Regions from separate parts of the Mus musculus genome. Here region 1 is linked to region 2. The links are chromatin loops, found by intact Hi-C in ENCODE. Cell type or tissue: heart. All regions are shown on one strand. Links, peaks and the distances in the headings refer to the core of each region. The heading gives the core; the rest is flanking DNA. Region 1 has its middle 12 kb from the start of 9630028H03Rik. Region 2 holds the start of Plcb4 (phospholipase C, beta 4).

Evidence for each region. Hi-C counts contacts between places; a loop is a spot of excess contacts. Peaks named below come from ENCODE experiments on the same cell type or tissue, not always from the same donor. Only the 100,000 strongest peaks of a DNase experiment are listed, where the experiment ranks them.
Region 1: it touches region 2 in a loop (2.9-fold over the local background); 9 of 42 quality-filtered maps call a loop at or near these places.

Annotation. Positions count from the first base shown.
Region 1 is chr2:135,567,615-135,575,765 of GRCm38, reverse strand. No RefSeq gene overlaps it. Among named protein-coding and RNA genes, the nearest start is that of 9630028H03Rik, 12 kb to the left of the region's middle. In heart, for the core only: no CTCF peak of the experiment used is centred there; a DNase peak (open chromatin) is centred at 4,035.
Region 2 is chr2:135,654,903-135,663,053 of GRCm38, reverse strand. Plcb4 (phospholipase C, beta 4) reads right to left here and starts at 3,507. Exons shown (of 39, transcript NM_001355153.1): 1 at 3,324-3,507. In heart, for the core only: a CTCF peak has its summit at 3,180; DNase peaks (open chromatin) are centred at 3,313, 3,563 and 4,413; H3K4me3 peaks cover 2,363 bases; H3K27ac peaks cover 2,531 bases.

The sequences.
Region 1 (8,151 bases), core at 990-5,989, 87 kb after region 2:
CCAGCTTGGTCTACAAAGTGAGTTCCAGGACAGCCAGGGCTATACAGAGAAACCCTGTCTCAGAAAACAAACAAACAAAAAACAAAAAACAAAAAACCAAACCAAAACAAAAAACCCCAAACAAAAAAAACCCCACAAATTCACACACTTACAAACACACTCACACACATTCATACACATGTACACACAAACACACATTCACATACACATTCACACACATATACATACATATATGCAGACTTGCAGAAGGTACCTGTGACAAGTCTATAGTTTACCCTTTGAGTTTATGGTCACATGGTTACTTTTAGAAATGGAATCGAATTTTTCTTCTTGGCCTCTTTCTCTAGGGCTGGGTCTTTTATTTTTATATCATTTTTGAAAATACATCTGTTAATCCTCATGAGTGCAAGCTGAGGATAAATTTAATGATAAGTTCACCTTAAGTGCATAGCCACCATTCAGAATCACACGGGAGCCTTCAGAGGGGACAGGAGGGCAGAGGGCAGCCAGAGCTTGCAAAAGCACACTCATAAATGCTGGGCTGTTTCTCATGTTTTCTCACCAAGGCTTTTAGGTGGTTTTAGGTGAGGGCTATTGTCTCTATATAAGAAAGACCCAGAAGTACTGGCTTAGAGCCATCCAAAGCAAAACGGGAAACTGCAGAAAACATGACCCAGTTTCTTCAAAAATAAATGCCAGGGAGAGAAGGAGGAGGGGCAAGGACTCTCAGATTAAGAGATCTAAGGGCTATAGGAAGCAATGCAGTATGGGCACCTTGCTGGAAATCTGATTAGGTCAAATAAAATCTAAACCAGACATTTTTTTGAGGCACTTGGTAACCTGGAACACAGACCTGCTCATAAGTATTAAAAAACATAGTTAATTGTGTTGCATGCGCTTGTGTTACTGCAAGCATGTCACAGATCTGTAAAGATCAAACAGTAAATTTATATTCTGTTTTCATTTGCCAAAAAACACAAACACATGCACACACACACATTCACACACATATATGCACACAGCAATATATGTATATATATATATATATTCATATACACACATATATATATTCATATACACACATTCATAACATATACACACTCATATTCACACACATACATACACACCATTCACATACATATATACATCCACACATTCACATGCACATTCACACACATATATATATATATATATATACACATTCACACACATATATACTCACGCACATTCGCATACATACACACACATTAACACACACATTCATACACATATACACATACATACACATATACACATACATACACATTCACACACATATATGCACACACACGGTGATGAGGGGAGGAGGAACAGATGAAACGAAACTGGCAGAATGCTAATAAGCATCATTCTTAAGACATCATATTTTAAACTTTAAATTAATCTTAGAATTTCAAAAAAGTTGTACAATATTTTATTCTAGCAGCTAAGGCCCCAATACTTATTGCTTAGCTTCTCCTATTGTAACATCCTATGTCACCGAGATCACACATCGTATGTTGCACAAAGATCAACACCAGGAAATTAGCAATAATACCATCCTATGAAGTGAATCAGAAATTTCATCCACTTCCTCAACTAATGCCATCTTTCTTTTTCAGGAACCTAGGGAGGGTCCTGTCTTGAATTTGCTTATCATATCTCCTTTTCCTTCTCTGGTCTGTGATTAGTCCCAGTGTCTGCCCCCAATTAATTTTCATGCTCTTGTTACATTGGTAATATACTCATTAGTTATGCTATAGAAAGTCCTTCAGTTTGGATTTGTCCTAGGTTTGGTCAAGGTTCAAACTGAAGTGTACTTACATTTTCATTATTTTGTTCTCTCTACATTTAGGTATATTTGAAATCTTCCGTAGTAGCAGTAAAAGCAACTGTAAATTCAGGCATTGGGAGGTTGCATATCTTCTTTAAATTGAATAGTTTTTAAATGAGAAGGGAGCTGATACTAGAATTCAGAGTTATTCAAGTAAAAAGAGTTAGCATCCTTTATATTACAAAAAGTGTGATGTAGAACAATCTTTAAATGTAAAGGCTAGTCTCATGGGTGAGGAGCCCTGCAGACATTTTCCTGCTCTGGACATAATTAATCTACTCCCACTTCATGGGTGCTTTCCAATAATGAGGTTATGGAATCAACACTGGATTCTATTTTGCACGGTCCCTTAGTTAGAAATTATATACTTTGAGTTCTCACTCAAAATCCACACAGGGAAGCAAAAATAAATATTGCATGTATAGTGACAGAGAAGGTCACAGAATTTCGAGTTAGAATAGCAGTCTTCCCTGGGCAAAAGACTTGAGAAAAATAAAAGAGCTGGCATTCCTTCCTCTATACATTTATCCTTCTCTGCCTTTCTTTTTCTGGAGACACCAGAAACAGAGGATTTTCTAAAGTTTGTGTGTGTGTGTGTGTGTGTGTGTGTGTGTGTGTGTGTGTGTGTGTGTGTTACACTGCACCACTTCTGTCTGTAACCACTCTCTATCTTCCGTGTCCTAAATAGCAATCAGGCTTGACTTTTAAAGGTTTTAATCTCTCCCATGCAATTTCAAACTTCCAGTCATCTTCACCCACACTATGTATTATAAAAACTATTATATTGATCTCTTGAGTTAAATAGTCATGCTACCCAAAAAAGCGATGTCCATGGAGAGGGAGGATGTATGGTTTCCGTACTACTCACAGTATACTTCCACCACTGCATGTCTAGGAAGATGATGGGATCAGACTTAGCTGACAAGCTGACAACTTACCTCCTACATTTCTCATAATTAGTCACTGGCAGGTTCTATCCTTATTTTGTTCATTATAATTCCCCAGGACATGTCCTGAGAACTGACTTACGGTTTCTCACATACAAATGGCAAGAATAATGCATCTAAGTAAAAAACAATTAGTCATGTCTGGAGAAAAGAAGATGTCATGAAAGCCTTTAGAAAAAGTTGTGACACCTGGAACTTGAAGGCCAAGTTTGAAGTCATGGCTGTTTTCAGGTCTGGTCTTACTAGGTAGGTGGAGGGCTCGGTAGCCCAGCTTCATCTGAACTCGTAAGACAAAGTCATGTGAATTATGACTTGGTTATCTGATGGCTGAAGTGTTTCAAATTCAGTCTCACTGATCATGACTTTTCCTTAACTGTATAAAAATACTAATTTTGTTCAGCTCCCCAGAGATTCTTGGATGAACTCACTGTGATTTCCAGTCAAGGGGTGCTACATGTAGGCTTTCAGTGTGAGGACCTGTATCCCATCTTTCCAACAAGTTCCATGGGCAGTGACCCTTCCCTCACATGCCCCACCCCCCTCCCCAAGGCTTGTTTCTGCCATTTGCTTTGGTCAGTGAAGCAAAATTAGACATGGTGTTTTTACCATTGAGAAGAGTGCATGGTCACTGGAGAGACTGACTGTGTCTTCACCCATCTCTTTTTATACTGTGAAATGTACGGTCTTCCATATTCAGGTGTTTTTTTTTTAAAGATTTATTTATTATTTTTATGAATGTACATTGTGGCTGTCTTCAGACTCACCAGGAGAGGTCGTCAGATGTCATTACAGATGGTTGTGAACCACCATGTGGTTCCTGGGATTTGAACTCAGGACCTTCGGAAGAGCAGTCAGTGCTCTTACCCGCTGAGTCACCTCATCAGCCCTCAGGTGTTTTTAAGTCAATATTTCTGGCCATGAGAAAGCAGAAAGAGGGAGAGTCATGTGGAGAAAAGTGGTTGTATCAGTCAGAGTGTTTGTTTGTCTTTCTTCTCTCATTGTGCTCCATGTTAACCACTAAGCTGTTGAATTTCTGGGTGGAGAATCACATGGTGAGTGAGCGGTCAAGAGTGCTGGGTGGGGGTGGGGGTGGGGGATATGTGCATATAGACACTGAGCGTTCCTGTTGTCAACCTAAGCGGAGCCAGGAGCCACAGTGTGGAAAGATGTGACACTAGAGAAGCAGAGCTCCATTTATTGAAGAACAATGCAGCGACCACACCTTTCTTCCGGGGCCATGCACACACAGGACACCAGCAAAGTCCTAAACAAGTGAAGTCATAGTTTAAACTGGGCTTGCCTTTGTCCTAGCCACTGGCCATCTGGAGCACACAATAAAGGGAAACCCACTAGAAGGAAACTCCAGAAAAGTCCAAACACTGTAACTTGGATCGGGAAAGCTTAAAGGAGGACAGCAGAAACAGTTCCTACTTGGAATGGAGTTTGTTTACTCTGCTTGTTTGAAACCAGAACCAATGATCCTAATGGTTTTGACTGGTTCTAAGGGCTCTTTTGTTTTTGTCTAATGGAGCACCTATTTCTACAAGTAAATTTTTACTGCTAGCACAAGCAGGACTTTTCTTATCTTCAGGACTGAAGTCATATCTTCCTCCAAAGCTGCCTGTGGCTGTAGGGAACAAGGGCATTAATTTACAGTCGCAGAGTCCTGCACTTGGGAAGATAGAATGGATATTGTACCCTGAGGGGAGAGGTGTGTAGGAAGTCACAGGACAGGAGCATCAACCTGTGCTCTACTAGGGGAAGAAGATACATACCCAAATTGTGACCAAGATTTGGCTTTTTAGAAGGTGGAAAAGAGAGAAGGGGAGGGAAAGTCAACAATTTAGCAGTATTTCAACAGCAACCTATCCTTTTCCATCTCCCCCTATGCACAAAGTGGCACCCAGTGGCTTTTCCAGTCTGAGCAGAGTCCACCTTAGGTGAGGGTACCTGTTCAAGATGCCATCCTTCAATGTGATAGCATCTGGAGAACCTTAAGATTCAGAACAAGCCAGGCGTGGGGTGCACGCCTTTAATCCCAGCACTGGGGATCCAGAGGCAGGAAGATTTCTGAGTTCAAGGCCAGCCTGGTCTACAAAGTGAGTTCCAGGACAGCCAGAGCTATACAGAGAAACCCTGTCTCAAACCCCTTCCCCCCCACAAAGAAAAAAGATTCAGGACCAGACCAGTCTCCCTCTTGTGATGACCAAGACCAGAGGGTCTGTACTTAGAAAGAGAGCTGAGATTAAGAAGTCATCTTGGCATGACTGCAAAGCCCAAGCCCCAGTCTCTGCCCAGTCGTGTGCCCTCTGAGCCCAGATTCTTCACTGGCTAAACAAGAGGCCTGGAATCAGCCAAGCAATGGAGCATTTCTTTTACGTAGCACTGAAGCCCAAAAGGATTGCTGTGGTTGAAGCTCCTGTTGGTGCCAGGGCCTTGAGTTCTTTATCATTCCAAGGAGACCCGTGCTGTCTGTATTACTGTGTACTTTATCACCCCATCGATGTCAGACTTGCCCCCATGACTAGCTTTGGACAATGGCACAGAAGGAGATGTTCAGAATGAGTATGAATGATCAAGACAGAGTGGCATCTAGCATTCGTGGGCTCTGAGGTGTAAGCAGTATGTCTATGAAGCAATGATCTCATCCTGGTGGGGGGATATACTCTTAGGTAGGTTAAACTGTGGACCCATGAGTACAATATAAAGAGTTTTGTTTTATTTTGTCTTGTTTGTTTGTTTTTGTGAAGTCACTGAGATCTGGGGGATGTTTCATACTCAGCTTTATTCTAGCAAAGCCTGGCTAATGGACAGTTCCAAAACATATTCTCAATACCTGTGTTAGACAGAATTTGTATAAGAAAGTAAGAGTCTAAAACATTAAAAAAATACAGCAATCCTAACAACCCTGCACACATTTCACTAATGTTGCCCATGATAAGGAATTGAATTGCTTTGGCCAACTAGATGTCAAGTGTTGCTCTTTTACCCAATTATTTTCCAGTCTGATTTTCCAGAATCTAGAGCACTCTGTAGGTTCTCTTAATTACTTAAGTGGAATACTCTTAATAGGTTTTACCAGTAAGGTTTTGTTACCTGGATACAAACAGGGGTCATCTTGGAAGAGGAAACCTCAACTGAGAAATTGCCTCCATGGGAGTGTCTGATGGATGTGTCTGTGGAGCATTTTCCTGGCTAATAGGGAATCTGGAAGGGCCCAGGACACTGTGGGTGGTACCCAGGACCCCTTGGCGAGTGGTCCTGTGTGGACATCCTTTATTGTGATCTTAATATGTATGCCAAATTAACCCTTTTCCTCCCTAAGTTGCTTTTGGTCGTGGTGTTTAGCATAGTAGCAGAGAAGCAAACCAGGGCAATGTCCCTCCTATAAATCTTAGCATCTGAATCCAGGTGTGAGACTCTGAGTATTGGCAAACAAACCTAAGCACTTCACCTTCTAAACCCCAGCTCCTCCCTCCCCAATAGCCTCACCTTTGTTATAGCCAAAACAAGATTTACCAACAGGTCTGCACTGGTTTCTTCACGAATTTTCCAGGGTGAAATGGAACAGAGATCCACGGGGACCATTGCAAAGTAATGGATGCCTACACACTGCCCCCTCCCAATGCTGATGGCAGTATCTCAGCCACTGCAGCCAAGGCCAGCAGGTTTTAAAAGAGTGAGCTCAGACAATGAGGAAAGGTGGTCACATTCACTCCTCTGAAAGTAGTTTCACTTTAGCAAAGCTAGAAGTGGTTCAGCCAGACTTTGGTGCCAAGTGGCTTCTGTCAACCTCCCTCCGTGGGCTCAATTTTCTCCAGTATGTTCCAGAAACTAGTCCCTGGTTGACATCTGAGCAGGCCAAGAAGGGATTTCTGCTATTTTTCAGAACCATTTACTGAGCACCTTTTAGACAAATACAACAGTATGTTTAGTACCACAGTGTTGCCATGAGGGCAACCAGACCCACCAAAGTCAACGCTAAGCCCACTTTAAAAAGAATCTAGTTTAAACTCCACAGAATTATTTCTTATAATGAAGCGCTAATTAAAATGATGGAAGAAGACATAGATTGGACAGACTCAGTGGTTTTATGTGGGTCACAATATTTTGCCTCTCACCTGAAGATGCCTCTTATGATACCTTAAACTTGTAAAAACAGACCCAGATAAACAGTATACAAAGATAAGTGGAGCCTTTTCGATTAACACTTGAAATGGACGCTGTACTTTATATTCAAATAGTACTAGTATGTTTCTTTAAAAAAAAAATCTTTGGGCACACACTTAATTTCTAAAATTCCTTGGCTGTCCTTTCCTGTCAGCTCTCCCACACCTCCAGGGTGAACTCTCTAACACTGCCCTGACTAGCTCTCCCAATGCCTCAGCCAGCAAGGGGCAGGGTCAGCTCTCCCACTCTCATGCCCTAGGGGCTGGCTCACCCACACCTTTGCCATCAGGGCCAGCTCTACTGTGTGGCCCAGGTTAGGTCACAAGGCCCTGTGCAGCAGGCAAGGGGCAGGGCCAGCTTTCCTCTCTGTCCTGCCATGGTGGTGAGGGACTGGGGCAGGGATTTCCTCATCCTTTTGAGACACTGTCCTGATAGAACACAGTCGGAAAATCATGTCAGCTCAGCATAGTGAACACACTGTATCTTATGAGGTTACCTGTAGCTGTCCTCTCACGTCTCACACTACAAACAAACCATGTTCTCCTTTAGAGAAAAGATCAGGCTAGCGTGCATCTGTTCCAGTGATTGTGAAAATCAGAATAGGTATTAACAGAGCATTTACCTCAGACCACATACAGCTCCAAGGATTTCACCTTGACTCGTCACAACTTCCAAAATGTCCATTAATCTCTAGTTTTGCAGACAAAGTATAAGAAACCTAGATGACCTGCTAGGGGGATTATTGACTTCACAGAGTGTGGTTTCTAACCAGGGTAAGATGCGTCCCCGAAAAGCATCCATGGGGAATCTATGGGGTAGAATTCAGGGAATACTTGTATAAGAATGAGAAAACATGTATCTTGTAGGGATTTCTAACTGAGTTGGTGTAGTTCCTTCGGTTAAAGAATGTAGATAACAAACCGGCTCCAACTCCATTACCAGTAAACACCATAGATGTATTTTCCTGTCAGCTGTGCCTGTACTGTTTAGAAATGTATGTTTAGATATTCTTCACTACTTAGTAATTGACGAAGTTATTATACCCACCACTACACGTTGTTTCAAGCATCAATAAGAAGCATATCTTTTAAAAACATATATCCTAAGTCTATGTTGGTGGATTTTTTTGTTTTGATCATTCATATTTTTGTTTTGTGCATATAAAGTATTGTACTGCTACAA
Region 2 (8,151 bases), core at 1,169-6,168:
CTCACGTGAAATGGGTTTCGCAAATAAAGATCACTCAGGGACAACTTTTTGAAAGCAGGCTGAACTATATGGACAACGCAGGATTCTCAGCCATCTACTCGCTACTGTATTAGTAGTCCACCTCCAGTCTCCCCACACCGCAGGCAACCCACTCTTTGTTGGCTGTAAAGAACTAGAGGCATGAACACTCAAGGTAGAACTGGAAAACAATATTACAGCTTGAAGAAGCAGTTCTTCTTTAAAGGGTGGGGCTTTATCAAAGAAAAAACTATTACACAGAAAAATAAATACGAAGGGATAGAAGCAAGGTTGTTCTATGCCTTGGGTCTGACGGACCTGGACATGGGAAACAGTGACATGGACTGCCCTGAGAGTTAAACAGTATCCTTGCAAACAAGGCTAACATTTGAACTTGAGCAGTAAAACCAGGTGCCTGTCAGCCTAGGGGATGTCCTTATTTCTCACAAGGTGATTACATCTCCTCCACAGACTCCTTCACTTAGGAAGTGAAAAGTAACTGTTTACAAACTGCAGTCTGGCTGTGCACTACCAACAGTGATCAGCAAATATCCTCAGGATTCTTGACCTCATTCTAAGTATCAGAAGCAGCGCATCTTGCTTTTATGGAACTCACCAAGATCTGGTTTTCAAAGCATGTGTCATCCCTGATAGTAAGCAAGCAGTGGAACTGGTCACAAATGACACGAAACGAGTCCTAGTGTGCCTCACAATTTTCATTATCAAGTAATATTTCCCCAAAGTAGCTGAGTTCACTAACAAGGCATTTGTTGAAAGTGTGAAAATTACAAAAACTATTCCTTTCTATAGCACTATTACCTAACTGCTCTGGTCCAAATATATGTAATTTGTTTGCAACTGAAGACTTTAAAATTTAAAAAAAAAAAAGTGGCAGCTAATTATTAACTTTATAAAAATCCACCAATTCATCAATTCTGGCATTTGGGTTTTGCCTGCTGCACCTAAAAAACTGGGGGTGACAAACAAGACACTGTTCCCAGAAGCTTATATCCCAGCCTGTCACAACATAACATGCCACTGTGATGGGTTCACATACAACATCACAATCGTGTATAAACCCGATTTCATATGAAGGGCAGGTAGGCAGGAACGCAAGGCAATCATTTAGTCATTCAATTCCCAGTGAACCAAAATCGAAAACAAATTAGTAGTAGCCTAAGAAAATAGCACGTTCACTAGGGCTGCCAATGATGTACCATGTTGTACAAAATCAGCAGTATAAATTGATTTACAAGCAGCTAGATTCTTGGAAAGAGGATAAACAAATATATTAGCAGCACCAGCACCCATTGGTCTCTATTGGGGATGGGATGAAAGGTTTCAAGGGTGATACAAACCTTTAAACTCCACTTCTTAAAAAGCTCTTTTGAAAGCTTTAAGGGTTTTTCCTTTCTTTTTTTTTTTTAATTCCCATATTTCCCTATCAGCTATGAAAGTAAGCACGAAGCCTGGATTCCGAGGCATGTAAGTTTTAACATCATTCACATTTTAAAAGATACAAATATAAAGCTCGGAAAAGAGAATATTTCAGCACAAAGCCCTCCTGCGTGGGTGTGCATTTGTAAAGTAAAAGTAGAATTATTCCAACAGATGTAAATGTGCTCTCTGTGATCAAATGGAGTCTTTTGAAATTCTGTTTTGACAGTTACTTGTAAAACAGCATTTCCACAGCGATTAATTCAGAGCTGGTAGTGATATCATCAAAGCTAAATCAAAACTAAGTTCTGATGGCTGAGTAATAAAAGCGGGGAGGGGGCAGGGGAGCAGAGCACACTTGGGAGGCCAACACTCAGCCCTCTGCAGCACACTGTTACATGTGAAGATGCACTCCTTCTGTCAAACCAGTTTCACCAACATAAAAACGCTCAGAAAGTGAAATTCCATTTTAAAAGTAATTTTTTCTTACACGAGGTTCTCCCCAAGACACCAGTCATGTATTAAATGTCTACAGTGTAAAAAAAAAAAATAGATGATATAATAGATCAATACACCAGTTGAAAACTATGCAAGACTGTTCTGTGGGGGAAAAATTCGAGATTACATAACACAGTCAGTCAGGGATTACACCACAAAATCCTAGTGAGAGGAATTTCTCATCCTCTGTATCACTCTGCAACTTAGGATATTAAAGTTTGAAGGGTTCAAAATATTCGGTTCTCAGTTCAAACACATCTTTAAAAACATCAGTCTTAAAAATACTAAAAGGATTAAGTTGAAATTTTACACACACACACACACACACACACACATCTTCCTACCCTAAAGAGTAGTTCTTCACTTTCTGAGATCCTGGGAGTCCACCCAGGTAAAAAGTCACTGGTTGCTCTTCCTGGTCATCTTTATTTTATGGTCTGATTTTTCCTTAAAAGAGAAATTCAATTTTTTTCAAAGCATTATACACCTGCCTGTGCATGGACTTTACTGCTAGCCATGTTTATTCAACACATTATCTCCACCAATGGATAATTTAAATTTATGGACCACTATGCATCCCACTTCTACTTCAAAAGATGGCGACTGTCCATGAATGTTTTGCCCCAAATTAAATCTCAAGCCCCTTGCTTTAGAGAAATAGGAAGAAGCACTATAGAAGTTTAGGGTTATTTTTTTAAAGTCATATCTCAAATGCATGCATATTTGTGGAATATAAGACATTTGCCTTTCTAGAAATGCTGGCTTTATAACTCTAGAGTTGTTCAATTGGAAAATTCTGTGTTTTCACACTTAGATTCAGTAGTTTACTGAGTCTAAACTCAAAAATTGTACAATATAGACAATTTCTAATTGACTAAGAAAAAACAACTTTAAACTTCTGAAAATAAAGCAATGTTCTTTTACATGCTTTTAGGAGGCCCAGATACTGTCCTGAAGGAGCGCTTAGCCTGTCAGTGTCAACTGGAAACGGTCTATCATTCGTAAGCTGTCCCCAGAAGACGCTGAAGATGCACACGCACACACATTTACATGCGTTGCACAGTGCCAACTATTTCCAACCAAAATAATCATATACACGTCGAGCCGAGCTATTTCTAGCGCAGAAGAGGGTGAACGTCCGGGTAGGCAGAGGAAACCCAGTAGCAGATGATTGCCGGAGAGGCGGGTGGCGGCGGGGTCCCCTGCCTCCCGCGCAGGACGCCTCGCACCCCGCACCTGCACCGGGTCCCCGGCAGGGCAACCGGGGGCGCGCGCGCGCGTCCGGGACGCACCCGCGGGAAGCCGAGTAGCCCGGCGGGCTGGGAGCGGCGGGAGCATCCCCGGGCGGGACCCAAAGCGCCTTCTCCTACCTGTCACTTCCAGGCGAGTCGCTGCCGGGGATGCGGCCACCGCCGCCTCCGGGAGCCCCGCTGTGTTCGCGCGCGCGCGTGTGAGTGTCTGTGTGTGTGTGTGTGTGTGTGTGTGTGTGTGTGCGCGCGTGTGAGAGCCTGTTTGCGGCGCGGCTCCTGAGCCGCTCGCGCGCCGCCACCCCCTCCCCGCCGCCGCGGCCGCCGAGCCCCTCCGGCGCCGCCCCGCCCTCCGCCGCCTCCGCCCCCCACCGGCCAGCGCCTCCCCGCTGCGCTCACCTCGGCCGCCCGCTGCCCAGGGCGCCGCCCGCCCGCCGCTCCCGCCGAGCCGGGCCCCGTGCGGCCCCGGGCCCGCCGCCCCTACTCCCGGCCGCGACGCTGCCTCTGGAGCCCAAGCCGTCGCCTCGCAGCCCCAACCTGCCGGGCTACGGAGCATGCCCAGTGCGGCGCCCGGCGGGGCTGGGGGTGGACCGGGGCCGCGCGGGCCGGCCGGGGTGGGGGTTGGCTGTCCCGGGGTCGCCGCCGCCGCCTTCCCGGTGCAGGGTCTGGGCGCGCGCCCGTGGGGACTGAGCTGAGCCAGCAGCGGGACACCACGCGCCGCTGGCCACGGACTCAGCGGGTGCCCGGCCCGGGAGGAGGGGGTGCGAGCCAGCCAGAACCGGGAGCGGGGAGCGGGAACTGCGCTTTCGTCTATGTTACATTGAACAAACACGGAGAGCTTGTACACTGCAGCAGGCACTGTGAGACAGGGATTTTATTCATTCAGCCCGAAAAACAATCTGCCGGAGGAAGTACTACAACGGGCTCACACTGAGCCAGAAAGTGATTTCCAAAGTCTTCCCCCAAGTGATCCTGAGACGTGCACCCCACTCCACCCCCCCCCCCCAGACTTCGGTTCCAGGGATGCTGGGGATCGCTGTGGCCAGCTCTCCTTGTCCTTTGAACCGACACCCGGGTGCCCGAAGTCCTGCTGAGGCGGCCTGGCCATGTGCATCCAGCGTCACCCTTTGTGGAGACCCTACACTGGAGCCGCTCCGGAACTCCCCGAGGGCTTCCTCCTACCGAGGCCACTCGGCTTCCTCCCTCTCCTGCCTGGCGGCGGCCACCAAAACCCGGAGACGTGGCACCTGCGCACTGGGGACTGGGGCCCATGCTGGCGGCTGAACTGGGCATGCTCAGCTGCCTGAACTGGGCTGGCGGGTCAAGAGGAAAGGGGTCGGTTTAGAGGTTAGCTTAAAAAAAAAATGGAGAAGAGGGCAGAAGTGTAGGCACAAAGGAACAGTCCAGGCACCGTGGATACAGCAGTTGAAAACCCCAAAGTGTCGCACCCTTCGTTCATTCTGGCCGTTTCAGCATGGATAGAAAGAAAATAACCACCAAAAGTTGATCAACTAGTGTGATGTGTGATGGTACATGCCTGTAATCCCAGTTAGTTTACAGAGCAGCCTAAACTATACAGTCGGTTCAAGACCAACCTGAACCCTGTCTCAAAACGAGAAAGAAAAAAATAATTTACCAATTTAAGGGAGATGGACTGAGAGCTACTGACCACTCTCTAGCCAAACACAAAGCTTCAGATTTAAGTTAGCCTTGAAAAAGGTTTTTCTGCAGTGTCTGCCTGCCTGTCTGTGACAAAACCTACAGAAACATTCACTAAGCCAGATCAGCTTTTCCACCAAGGTTAAAAAGAGAATAAAGATGCCAGAGAAAGCTGATACTGCACTGGTCAGGGTCTTCATGCCAGTGTGTTAAGACTGCTTTTGAGAGTGCCGCAAACCGGGCACATGAACTGCCTGAAAGGCTTTTTAAAATGCAGATTTTCATTAGACAAGACAGAAGTAAAATCATATGTTCTCCATCTCTAACAACTCATTCTGATATTGCTGCTTGTAAGCTGAGGGCTTGGGGTAGTATTTTAGGCCTGCTTTCCCTGCATGTGAGAAAGCTGTGGCTCAGAAAGGGTAAGGAATTTGCCCCAGGTTGAGCAGCCAATAAATAGTATAGCTAAACTCAAACCAGTCCTTCAGGCCTTCTCTTGTATGTCTTATGTGCCTCAAATATTATCCCCAGAAAGGGGAGCTAGAAGCTATCACTTATGTGACTGACAGTTCTTAGCAGTAGAACTTAGTACATAATATACTCAAATATAGTTAATTAGTTGGTCTTTGATGGCTAACAAAACCACCAACACACCATAGCCTGAAACAATTACTGAGTGCTCACCTTTCTCTGGATGCGCTCCTGGGACTGGTATCAGCCGAGCAGTTCTTCGCTGCAGCCACACACACAAGATGCTTCTGCATGGGTTTCATACAGCAAGCTGCTAACTCCAGCAGCAAGAAACGCCAGTCCCAACTTAAGATAGTACTTCATACACTGCGCTTTTTATAGTAGTTTATGAAAAACAGAATGGCCATTTCAAAGAGGTCCAACACATAAACAAACTTCTGTAAATCTAGACTTCTACCGTAGAGTTCACTCCGAGTTTTATAGATTAAACATTTCATTTTACGTATGGGGGGGAAAAAAAGCTCACGGTAGTCTTGTGTTCCATCAGGTGCTCACACTAACACTGAGCCTGTTACCACTCAATGTTACATGAACAGTGGAGCTTTCTGAATCCTAAATGAAATATGATTTCATGGCGGCTCCTTTTCCCACTCCTTAATGGCTTCTTAGACACTTTTCAAAGGCTTTTCTGTGCCAGACACACTCACTACTCTTTGCCCAAGACTCTCAGGTAAACATAAGACAAAGTCGTTTCCTGGATGAAGTTATATACTATCATAAGAGACAGCCAGTGACACGTTAAAATGGGCAAAGGAAATGAAAAAGAACTTCCGGAAATAGGCAGGGAAGACTGCTAGTTTGGACTGGGACTGAGATGTCCGCCCTCAGGATTTAACATTTGAATAGAACCTGGATGAACAGGGAAAGGTGAATGTCTGGGAAGAAGCCTGTCCACAGCAGGGAACAGCAGGAAGCTAGGGTGAGAATTTGTTTGACCTGTTCCAGAAACAGGAAGGAACCAGGGTGTCTCACCGAGGCGTAAAGTGAGGAGAATTGAGAATTCTGGGGCAGTTGGGAGTCACATCCTCTAAGAACACAGAAAGGACTTTGAACATAAAGCTTATAAGTAAGTACCCTGTGAGCCCATTGGAAGTTGTCAAGCAAGGTTATGACCAGATTGACTGATGGATGGATGGGTGGATGGATGGATGAATGGATGGATGGATGGTTGGTTTTAGAGAGATTCACACTGAAAATGTCTGTAGGAAAGGAAGGGTTCCTCAGAGAGCCCTTTCTTCCTGGAAGGAGAAAGGAGGTGCTGATGGTGTAATTCTGTTTTAATCGAAAGTACATTTTTTTTAAGGAAAAAGAATAAAGATAATGCCTATAGGAACAAGAACACAAAGAGGGAGCCTGTAATAAGCAGTTGTCCATACTAGGGCAGTTCTGATACCTTGCACAGCACTTGAACTCAGACCAAGGGAAATCCTCCCCTTACTTTCAGGTTTCTCCTTTTCACCAGCAGGGGTTCAGATAGGCCCCTTGATTCCTTAAAGTAGAAGTTGGTGGCACAGGATTTGACTTAAATACTATCCTGTCCACTGCCTGCTGCCCCTTGCCCATCTGGGCATGGTTCCCCAGAACTGTTAGAAGGAAGGGAGAAGAAAGGGGATAAATGGCTTTGCCTTTAACCTATGGCCATTGAGATCCTATCTCGGTTTACTATGGAAGGAGACCACTGACAGTCTCTGGGGCAGGTCTAACTGCTAGTTCTCTGCTGAGGAGATATTGAGGAGGCTCCTGAAGCCCCATTCTCCACTCTATCCCTCGAGTGTACATTTTTTCCCCTATGTTTCATGGCATCCCAAGTCTGGAGTTCATGTTAGCAAGGCCACACTACTGACCATGCCTTCTGAAAGGAAGTTCCACAACGTCTGCTGGGAACACAGAGACAATGGAGAAAAGCAGCACCTCCCAGAGTCTCAGGTTGGCAAGAAGGAAGGCAAATGGTTGAGGGTAAGGGATGTCTTCAGCCACTCGTGAAGGCTTTCCCTGGACTATGGACCCCTGAATACCCCTCTGTTTTAGAAATCAGCCATAATTCCCTAGCAATGTGCTGTTACACAAATCAGCATTAGGCACAGGAAAGTTGGAAGCATCTATTATACAAACAGTATAATCACTTGAATGTTTACAAACTCTAAGGTTGTTCTTGTGAAATATGACAGGGGGACAGCAACATTAAGGAGCTTCAGATTAACACCCTGGACTGCAAAAGACCACGTTGCATCCTCTCTAGAGAAAGGGCAATGCGGATATTATCCCAGTTTAAAGTGGCCCATTAATCAAGGTTTCTACTTAGCTCTTTACACATTGTCCTTTGGAAATGAAGAGGTCACCACTGCCCCATTTGTCCAGTTTGCCTTAATTAGAAACATACATCTTAGAAAAGGGAGCAGCTAAGAGACAGGCCTGACATGAGCTGTCTTGGCCCCAGGGTCTCCCTCCCGAACCTTGTGCCACTTTGTGCGAGAGAACTTAAACAATTTAAAGACACTGAGAACCAAAGTAAACAGTTGTAATGAAAATGGTTATAGTGGTTTGAATATTCTTGGCCCAAGGAATGGCACTTTTAGGAGGTATGGCCTTGTTGGAGGAAGTGTGTCACAGTTGGCTTTGAGTCCCTCCTCCTAGCTGCCTGAGGAGCCAGCAGTCTTCTGATAGTAGCCTTCAGATGAAGATGTAGAACTCTCAGCACCATGCCTGACTATGATGCTACTGTCCTCCCACCTTGATTTTAGGGGACTGAACCTCTGAACCT